Linked DNA regions of Homo sapiens: region 1 is linked to region 2. Evidence: read pairs that join two places in POLR2A ChIA-PET (ENCODE). Cell type or tissue: PC-9. All regions are shown on one strand. Each heading gives the region's core, and the rest is flanking DNA. Links, peaks and the distances in the headings are about the cores only.

The links. Peaks named below come from ENCODE experiments on the same cell type or tissue, not always from the same donor. Only the 100,000 strongest peaks of a DNase experiment are listed, where the experiment ranks them.
Region 1: POLR2A ChIA-PET joins it to region 2 with 8 read pairs; 2 of 35 experiments call an interaction of 5 or more read pairs at or near these places.

Annotation. Positions count from the first base shown.
Region 1 is chr10:122,180,630-122,185,999 of GRCh38, forward strand. All of the region lies in intron 7 of TACC2 (transforming acidic coiled-coil containing protein 2), which reads left to right. Among named protein-coding and RNA genes, the nearest start is that of BTBD16, 88 kb to the right of the region's middle. RefSeq lists an enhancer at 1-244. In PC-9, for the core only: no CTCF peak of the experiment used is centred there; a DNase peak (open chromatin) is centred at 2,712; H3K27ac peaks cover 2,287 bases.
Region 2 is chr10:122,094,906-122,100,275 of GRCh38, forward strand. The region is part of intron 5 of TACC2 (transforming acidic coiled-coil containing protein 2); the gene reads left to right. Among named protein-coding and RNA genes, the nearest start is that of TACC2, 110 kb to the left of the region's middle. In PC-9, for the core only: no CTCF peak of the experiment used is centred there; no DNase peak of the experiment used is centred there.

The DNA of each region.
Region 1 (5,370 bases), core at 169-5,168, 86 kb after region 2:
ACCCGGCCTCTTCCCTCGAGTTCTAATGACTGACTCTTTTTTCACTCTTCATGTCTCAGCTTTGAGAAGCCTCCCTTCCCAGGGAGTGCAAGAGGAATAACTTATTTTATTTTTTATTTTTTTTGAGACGGAGTCTCGCTCTGTTGCCGAGGCTGGATGGAGTGCAATGGCGCAGTCTCGGCTCACTGCAAACCTCTGCCTCCCAGGCTCAAGCGATTCTCCTGCCTCAGCCTCTCCTGCCTCAGCTGGGATTACAGGCACGCGCCCCCATGTCCACCTAATTTTTATATTTTTAGTAGAGACAGGGTTTCACCATGTTGCCCAGGCTGGTCTTGAACTCCTGACCTCAGGTGATCCACCCACCTCAGCCTCCCAAAGTGCTGGGATTACAGGCATGAGCCACCGCGCCCGGCCAAGAGGGAGAAATTTTAAGGCATCCTAGAGCCTAGAACAAACAATGCCAGCCAGCCCTTCTTCTGTTTGGCTGATTACAGTTTCTCTCTTGAGTGGCTGTGAATTAATTCAGTAAATATTCAAGTGAAATTTATTGCTTAGTTTTACAATTCCTCGCCCACAGCCACTTTAGCAGTATGTGTCTGTGTGTGCATGTTGGAGGGGGCATTGTTGGATGTGTGGGAAGAGCAAGAAAATCACATTCTTTTTGCATCGCTCTGTAAACTCATGAATCATTGGTACAGCTGTCCCCTGGCTACTGGGAGCATGGCCGTGCTTTATGTTTCTTTATTGTGTTAAGGTGAAAGATGCAATAATTTTGGTGGTAGAATTTTAACACTTTGAGGACTGGAGCCAGTAAATACCTTCTAAGTGCCTGGGATTGTGCAAGGTGCTTTACAAATATAAACTCAGCTCTGAAAGCAACCCATCTACTACCTACTGTTGCCCATTGCATAGACAAAGAAACTGAGGTCCAGGGATGTTAAGTAACCTGTCCAAAGTTACTCACCTCTCATGAATTTGGAACCAGATCAGTTGATGCTCATATTTGATGGCTGTGGTGCTGTTTTCTCCTACAAGATGTCAGAATCGTGTAATTCGTATATTAAGTGCTTTAATTTAGACTTTATCATTTCAGAATTTTTAATAAGTGGGTTAAAGAGTGAGTTGAGGATGCTGCATTATGTATGAGAGAACAGTGTGAAAACATCGGAAGCAGGAAAAGCACATTTTCAAGGCATTGAACAATACTTATTCCCTACAATTAGTGTGCTGTTTACCAGCTATTCTTTTTCTTTTTTTTATCATGTAAAGAGGTTAGAAGAAAGGAACAAAAGATTTAAGTCTTCCTTCCTCGTGATTGTACTGCTTTATTGCACTGCTTGCAGACTGCAGTAGAAAATAAGCTTTTAAGACTTTCTAGATTTTCAGGCTTTCTACTAAGCTGTTGTAGCTTCTCCATCCCACATCTGGGTTTGCTCACTTTATTTCTATGTGCCAAATCATGATTGAGACTCGTTGAGACACACAGTAGACCACAGGTTGCCATATTTAGCAGAGCAGGGAAAGAACTCTGGAGAGTTTGCCTTTTTGATTAGGGAGAAACGCTGTGGGAGGTATTTGTTGAGCAGCTACTCTGGGCAGGACCCTGAGAACTATCAATTTTTGGATGCGTGAAATAGACCAAACATGAAACCTGCTCTGGACGCAGGTTCTCTCTGAATCAGGCAAAGCTTCAGGCCTCTGAAGGCCTCATTCAGGAGCATGTTATCCATGGCAGGGAGGGTGTGATGCCTGATTAAAATTCCAGCTGCTTGGCTCCCACCAGGAGCTCACCACGATTTCTGAGTTGCTTGGGATTTAGCCAACTGGTTTGCAAACTGCATGTAAGGTGTGTCTGTGTTTGTTAAAAACAATGACTTCTCAGCAGGACTCAGTAATGGGTTTCCACGGAGAGAAACATTACCAAGAGATGAATGCAGGGGCGTGATTGTCCTGTGCACTAAGAGCCTTCAAATCCTTTCCCCATATTTGCAAGGTGTTGAAGTACCGCTTTTAAGGCAAAACTAAATGACGAGTTATAAAGTCAAAACACGTGAGCTTTAATTATTGCTGGAATAAGCGGGATTCTCATCAGCAGGGCAGCTTCCAGATGTGCTTTTCTTCATTTTGACTAGATAGGGAGAAGAGTGAGGGGGCATGGCGTGGAGAAAGAAAGGTAGATATACAAGAGGCGGAGACTCAGGCGCAGGTAGAGTCAGAGGCAGGTTCAAAGACACACAGAGACACATAGGTGAAGATACATTCGATGTAAACAGCTTAGGAGCCAGGTCGGGCCTGGTGGCTTCTAAGCTCATATCTGTAATCCTGGCTCTTTCGGAGGCCAAGGTGGGTGGATCGCTTGAGGCCAGGAGTTCGAGACCAGCCTGGCCAAGATGGCGAAACCCCATCTCTACCAAAAATACAAAAAGTTAGATGGGCGTGGTGGCACGTGCCTGTAATCCCAGCTAGTCGGGTGGCTGAGGGATGAGAATCACTTGAACCTGGGAGGCAGAGGTTGCAGTGAGCCAAGATTGCGCCACTGCACTCCAGCCTGGGTAACAGAGTGAGACTCTGTCTCAAAAAAAACAAAAAAACAAACAAAAAAAACAACAGGGGGTGGGGGCTTAGGAGCCAGGATTCTAAGGCCATACCTGCTCCTGCTCTGAATCCTGTGGCCTCCTGTTTGCAAGAGTCCACCCTGAGATTAGTCATCCTCTCAGTCTCCCGTTGGCTCTATGATGGTGTTGCCCTTTGCCCAGGATGTGAGTAATGAGAGTAACAGAATTCAGGGTTGACCTGACTTTCCTGCAGAGGTCTGGGAAGACCTCCATGTGACAGCCTTCCCATGTCACTCCCTGCGGGTTCCAAGAATCTCAGGCCTTTGCAGCTGGGATGGCATGGCATAGACATGTGAGACACCCCCTCCTTGTTTGTATGAGCGAAAGGGCCAAAAGAATAGGGTGGAGGTCCTGGCTGGCTGCCCCCGTGGGCTGCTATGGATCTAGATGCAGAAACTCTGCTGATTCGTTCCCCTGGAGGAGAGGTTGCTCTGGGAAACTGCAGCTGCCAAACCTACTGGAGACTGATTTGCAAATAAGGACTCCAGCCTGTTCACATACAGGAGCCTCCGTGAGTGGGGAGGGCAGTTGGGTCAGGCTGAGGCTCAGAAGACACGTATGCCTGTCTTGGCTCTGCCCTTGCCCCTGAGTGGTTCTGAGCTCTCAGGCAAGATGCTGAACCGCTTGGCTCCAAGTTCTCATCCTCAGAACCCAGGAGGACTTGAGCATCTTGAGAGTGGGAGCTTATCTGTCTGGTTCACCAGCCCAGGTGCCCGCAGGTGATGGGGAATAAATAGGTCCTTCTGAAACCGTGAATAGTCAGGGAATGATACCCATGTGCCTCTCCTGTTGTAAGGATCAGTCATGAGGAAGCTCTGAGGGACGGTAACATGTCAGCTGAGGTGAGCGGCCGTGGGGTTATTCCCATTCCTGACACTTCGCAGCCCCTGGCTGAGGCACCCCCATCCTGGTCCTTGGGTACCTGCCTGAGAAACCACACTTGGAATCGGAAGGACACTTGGTGAGTGTGGAACATCAGCCTCCGATGCAGAATGGATGTGTCTTGCTGGCTGGGGGAGCACTTGGAGGGGGTCCCCGAGGCACCCCTGATAATACAGCCTGGGGGTGGGGGGGTGCCCTGGTGGGTGTGTCTTCCCTGGCCAGTGCAGAGGGGGACAGCTACATTTTTGTCACTCCTCTGTTTCTTCCAAACTCCTTGTTGGCTCCTTCCCTTAATCCATGTTGCCCTGGACAAAATCCAGCTAACCGGATCCCAGCTGGGTTCCGTGTATTGTATCCAGGACCTGGATGAGATTTGGAAGAACTTGCTGAGCACATCTGGGGAGACCCCTGCGTCCCCAGCAGTGTGGCTGAGCTCTGCCTTGTTGGGGCCTGCATCCTCCCTTGTACGAAGGCAACCTTGTTGCTGGTACCCGTGTTTAAATATCTTTTTCTGACTTACATAAACAGCACCTATGTGTTGCTTTTATGTGTGTGTGTCTGTACATAGACATCTGTGTACGTGAATATACATATGTATTTAGGTATCTTTGTGTAAGTTTATATATAATTATCTGAAATAAGCTCATATTATATACACATTTCTTAATTTGCTGGGTTTTTTTTCCTACTTATCACCTAACTGGGAGTTATCCTGATTGTACATGCAATCCCACTCACCTTCGTTAACAGCCATTATGTTACTGAGGGGTGATAGCGATGGGGGGTCTGTCCCCTGCCAGGTGCTTGGGGAAGCTCTAGTGGTTGGCCAGAGCTGACTGCTCTTTGATTTCTTGCATCTTCTTTATGGTTTTTCCGTCTCCTCTGTCACTTATTCTTTTTTTTTTTTTTTTTTTTTTTTAGTAGAGCTGGGATCTCATCATGTGGCTCAGGCTGATCTGGAACTCCTGGGCTCAAGCAATCCTCCTGCCTCGGCCTCCCAAAGTGCCGGGATTACAGGAGTGAGCCACTGTGCCTGGCCTATCACATACTCTTTTCTTTCTTTTTTTTTTTTTTTGAGATGGAGTTTTGAGTTTTGCTCTTGTTGTCCAGGCTAGAGTGCAATGGCGCGATCTTGGCTCACTACAACCTCCGCCTCCTGGGTTCATTCAGGTGATTCCCCTGCCTCAGCCTCCTGAGTAGCTGGGATTACAGGCACATGCCACCATGCCCAGCTACTTTTTGTATTTTTAGTAGAGATGGGGTTTCTCCATGTTGGCCAGGCTGGTCTCGAACTCCTGACCTCTAGCGGTCCACCCGCCTCAGCCTCCCAAAGTCCTGGGATTGCAGGCATGAGCCACCGCACCTGGCCATACTCTTTATCAGTGCTATCTATGTGCCTGCCTCCAACATTACCCTGCCCCTTCTCATTTAATTTGGATTCTGAAACCAGATACCAAACCTATTAGACTAGACTGTAAGAGAAGGCTAAGTGTGTTTTTTCAGAGAAGACCAGGTGGAGCTTTTTATTGAGTAATGTGCAGGATCCTTTAGTGCAAGCTCTGTGTCACATGACTTGGTTGAACAGAAATGTTTGTGTTTTCTGGGGTCCTGGTTGTGTTTCAGATGGGTAAGGGGGTACTGGTTTGCTTGTTAAGTGGCTTGTGAATAGGTAGGATGTTACTGTAATTCTCCTCTCTAGAGAAAATACAAGGACTTTAATGACAACTTGTTGAAAGCTCCTTCTGTGTCTTTTTGAATTCAGTTTTATATTCTTTTCTTATTAGTATTCATAAGTAACTCATTTTCCTTTCTTCCTTTTTTGAGGTGGAATTTCGCTCTTGTTGCCCAGGCCGGAGTGCAGTGGTGTGATCTC
Region 2 (5,370 bases), core at 196-5,195:
GAAGCCACTGTGTTTGACCTGGGTTTGGGTTTTGTTTCAGCAGCAATGTTTGAGAGATGAATATTTTACACTCTAGCTGGTGAGAGCTGCAAGGAAATGTGGGGGCATTCTTATTGAGCTCCCCCCCACCACTTTATGGAGGAGGAAACTGAGTCTCAGAATGGGGACAGGACTAGGGGGCTAACTAGCTGCAGAGACAGACCTGGGTTTTGGCCCCTGATGGCAAGTTTCCCCCCAGATGCCTGTGCTGAACTGGGGACCCTCCTTAGGAGGGGGATGGGGATCTTCCTTTCACCAATGCCAGCCACCCCAATTCTGCTTCTAGGCTTTTGAGAAAAGACCATATGATTCTGAGGTCTAGGGTGTGACAAGCACAGGCCTCAAGAGTTGACAGGGCTCAGGTTCTAGCTCTGTGATCCTGGGGCCATCGCCTTGCGGGGCATTTGACTCACCCGTAAAATGGAGCAAATAGTACTCCCTTACAGCGCTGTTAAAATTAAATGAGCCACTTTATTGAGAGCACCTGCCACAAGTGCTCTGTATAAGTTCCTTTCATTTATTCCCCACTCTGGGCCAATGTACTTCCACACTGCAGCATCGTGGTTCTTTCTCACCTCAACCTGTAGGTGGGTGCTGTTTGTGTACCCCTTTTCCAGATGAGGAAATGGAGGCTCCCAATGGTGACATGGCTTGGTCAAGGTCAAAAAGCTAATAAGAGTTGGAACTAGAACTAGAACCTCAAGGCTTTTCAGACATCAGATCTACGTTCAGAACGCTGATCATTCTCTTACTAGCCAGGTGGAGTCCTGGGGAGGCGCCCTGTTCCCTACAGCAACGCTGTCCACCGACGGTTCTTCAGTGGTGGGAATGTCCTGTGTCTCCACTCTCCAATACAGTCGCTGCTGGCCACAGGCTGCTAGCGAGCACTTGAAATGAGGCTGGTGCCACTAAGGAACCAAATTGTTAATTTTGTTTAATTTCAACTAATTGAAATTTATAGTGAAATACCCACATGGGGCTGTGGCTTCCACACAGGACAACCCAACTGGAAGCCACTGTGTCTTTGCATTACGTCAGAGGCTAATCCTTGCCATCAGAGCCAGTGGGTGTGGTGAGGCTCTGTGTGTGAGGCCCTGGACATTTCTCAAGCACCTGCTGGTGCTCGGTGAGTATTAGGCGCCCCTTCCTCCCGCTGGCTGGCTCTGTAAGTGGGGAGACCAAGTGGTTGTGTCTCTAGAATGGAGGCTGAGGTGTGTTCGTGGCACATCTGCCCAGTAATGCGGATCAGCAGGAGGTGTCTTTCCTGCACCCAAGGAGGCCTCCCATTGCACCTGGGGGCTTGGCTTCACCTATGTGACCTCACATCCAGGCCTGCGCACCCGTATCTGAGCTGGCATTGTAAGAAGCCCTGGATGGCCCCATGAACTGGCTCCTGACAGCAGCGCTTGTGGCAAACCCTCCCTGCCCACAAACCCCCCGGTGGCCACACCTACAAGAGTGCCCCTTACCGGCCAGGCGCGGTGGCTCACGCCTATAATCCCAGCACTTTGGGAGGCCGAGGCTGGTGGATCATCTGAGGTCAGGAGCTCAAGACCAGCCTGACCAACATGGTAAAACCCTGTCTCTACTAAAAATACAAAATTCGCTGGGCAGGGTGGTGCATGCCTATAATCCCAGCTACACAGGAGGCTGAGGTGGGAGAATCACCTGAACCCAGGAGGCAGAGGTTGCAGTGAACTGAGATCGCGCCATTGCACTCCAGCCTGGGCGACAGAGCAAAACTCCGTCTCAAAAAAAAAAAAAAAAAGACTGCCCCTCACCAGACTGGGAGGGAGCCCAAATGGGCAGACATGTGGTTTTTCCACTGATGTCTCTGCACTGTTCTTGTCCCGAAAACCTGGCAGGATGAGGAACAGGCCCCAGCTTACAGCATCTCAGCCCCTTCTTTCTTCTCTGCTTTCTTAATGCCTGTTAGTCCAGTGTTAAATATTTTAGCAGCCTGATGACTCAGATGTAGACTGTGAAAGTGTTTCTTTTTCCAGGGAAGGCACTGGAACAGGTCTAGTTACTGATGCTCTTAATGCCCTTTCCTTTTGCAAGCCTGGCCGAGGGTGTTTAGGAATAAAAACTTGCCTGGTTGCTGGGCACGGTGGCTCATGCCTATAATCTCAGCACTTTGAGAGGCTGAGGTGGGAGGATTGCTTGAGCCCAGGAGTTAGAGACCAGCTTGGGCAACATAGTGAGACTCCATCTCTACAAAAAGAAAAAGAAAAATTAGCGTGGTGTGGTGGTACATGCCTGTGGTCCCAGCTATTCAGGAGGCTGAGGTGGGAGGATCGCTTGAGCCCAGGAGGTCGAGGCTGCAGTGAGCCAAGGTCATACCACTGTACTCCTGGGTACAGCCTGGGTGACAGAGTGAGGTACTGTCTCAAAGAAAAGGAGGAAGAAGAAAAAGAAGAAGAGTTGGAGGAGGAGAAGGAGGAGAAAAGAAGAAAGAAGAAGAAACTCAGGGGAAGGGAGTCTATGTCCCGAGAGAGGGCAGGGTGCGCCTAGCAAGGACCCCAATGCACAGTGGATTTGGGTCAGCACTCAGTTTTCAGGCCAGGAGTACACTCGGTGGGAGAAGAGCGGGGCTCTGAAGTGGCCCCAGGGGACGGGGAGGGCCCTGGGAGTAGGAGGGAGGAGAAATGAGGCTGAGGATGAGATCAAGCTGGAGGCTAGGGTTGGTAGGCGGCCGGAGTTTAAATCCTGGCTCCCACTGGAGGGGTGATGCTGGGTGCTATTAGGACTGCCCCAAGCCTCAGCTTCTTTGCAGGTAAATGGGGCTGACAATGTCTCCTGGGGGTAAAGGAGGGTTACAGTGGGGAGAAGATGAGATGAGACACGGCACACCCGACACAAAGTCAGCTTGCAGTGGAGACTTCGTGGACAAGGTCCCTGAGCTGCAGGGGGGCTTCTGGGCAACTCCATCCCCACAGCCAGCTCAGCAGCCACCCAGCAAATGTGCACCCAAGCCAGGCACTTGGAAGGAGAAGCCGAGGGCTCTCTCACCGGGGAAGAGCTGAGATGGGCTTTCAGGACACGCTGGGTACACGCTCCTCTGCTAGAAAGAGGTTTGGGGTAAATGGTTAGGTGGGTAGGTAGGTAGGTTGATGTGGGGCAGGTGAGTGACAGATGTGGTTTGTTGACTCCCAGCCCAGGGCCCAGCACACACGTGAGGAGTCAGCTGTTCACGGGCTCCTGTCTGCTCGCTATGTACCCTGTAGGATCAGGAAGTTGGACATCATGATCCTAGGTTGTCTTTCTAGAAATGTTTGCATGGATATGTTTGTGGCCATTTTGATAGAGAGCTGGTCTTGGCCTCTGGCTAAGAGAATAAGCTATGATCTTGTTTCTTGGAGAATGTTAGATTTGCAGGGCATGGCTCTTGGTTACCCAGCACCTGATACCTTGCATGAGGCACCTTAGGCGCTGCATACGTGTTTGCTACATAATTCAACACAACTAGCTATCAGGTGAGTCTGAGGGTTCCTGTCCTGAAAAACGAGGTCAGACAGCACTTTGGAGGCAGGTGGCTGCGTCTAACTCACGGCTCTGCTATTAGACTCTTTACCCTCGAGCAAGTTCCTTAGCCACCCTAAGTTTCTTGCCTGAAAGATGTGTATAATGCTAGGGTCCACCACAGAGAGTTATGTAAAAAATAACGTGTGAAAAGCTTAGCAAAGTGCCCACCTGGCATGCAGTAAGCACTGAGGTACCAGAGGTTACTGTTTTTATTGCTACTATCATTAATATTACCATCATCACTTAAATGATGATAAGACTATTCTTAAGGTAGATTAATGGTAGGTACCTGTGTTTTTACACACGGGCTCATAGAGTTCACGTACATCTGGCCTGGATTTGTTGGAATGTGCCACTACCCTCTAATGCTTCTTCTCGTCCTGTAGCCTCAGCCTCCCAATGGGGGTGGCTCTCCGTGTTGCAATATTGTATAGGATGCGAAGTGGAGCCATCTGGCACCCGTGGGGAATGCATTCCCTTCCTTGTGGAATCTAGGGCTTTGGGGTTAACCTCTTGCCAGGAGCGGCTGCAGAGAGGCTGCAAGCTAACATTAGTGGGTGGGAGTACGCCTGTGTGGTGAGCCTGGCTGTGCTGAGCACATCTCATGGGACAAACCGCCTCGACAATTTTGGCATGATATTTTGAGCTGTGAGCCCATTCCAAACCCCTAGAGGAAAGGGCAGGGTGAAAAGTCATCTGGCCCTGCCTGCCAGACGCCATAACATAATAGCTGGAGGAGTAGACTGTTCCTGGCAAGTGACGAAGCAGCTGGTATTGAAACATACACATGGCCAGAGTTGGCAGACTGAGAATTTGGAGCAGAGTGTGAGTGCCGAGCCTGGGCTTAAGTCTCAACCCCAGACCAGACTGCCTTTCCAGGCCACCTATGAAGGATGGCTGGGCAGATGCTCCTCTGGCACCTGAGGCTGGGTAGCAGCGAAGCTCACCTTTGAGATGAGGTACCACCTCATGCCTGGCTTGGGCATTCATAGTCATTCATAGTCTCCTTCTGACACACTCAGCTGGAAGGAGATAAAACTCCAGTTTCAGCAGAACGTTCTCCTGTTGAACTCTAATCTGAGTCTGTCCTCCCCAGCAGCATCCACATACTTCCCAAATTGTGGTGAATTAAAGAAGCTGCAAGCACTGGCCCAACTGGCTTTTGCTGGTGGTTTTTCGGCAACCCTCCTGCAAATGCTGTCAGCCAAGCAAAGGAAAGCCAGGGCCACAAAGCACAGAGGCTACAGCTTAACTCAGCTTAACTCTGTTTCTTTACAAGTGGGCTATAAATTTGTGGGAGATAAAACGACTTAATGATCACTGCAGGGTTTAGTTTTGTTTTTTCAAGAAGATGGGAAGCTTATGTGTTAGGAACTACCAGGCTTCTGTTGAAGTGTTGTGTATACCTCTCATTTAGTTCATATTTTATCTTCAATGGAGAGGATTCTGTAAAAATGGAATGTAGAAAATTGCCTCTCCTGGGGTGACACTTTTGCTTTCAGAAACTCTTTGGGGCTGGGCACAGTGGCTGACGCCTGTAATCCCAGCACTTTGGGAGGCCAAGGCAGGAGGATCACCTGAGGTCAGGAGTTTGAGACCAGCCTGGCCAACAAGGCGAAACTCCGTCTCTACTAAAAATACAAAATTAGCCAAGCGTGGTGGCGTGCGCCTGTAGTCCCTGCTGCTCGGGAGGCTGAGACAGGAGAATCGTTTGAACTTGGGAGGCGGAGCTTGCAGTGAGCCGAGATCGTGCCATTGCACTCCAGCCTGGGCAACAGAGCGAGACTCTGTCTCAAAAAAAAAAAA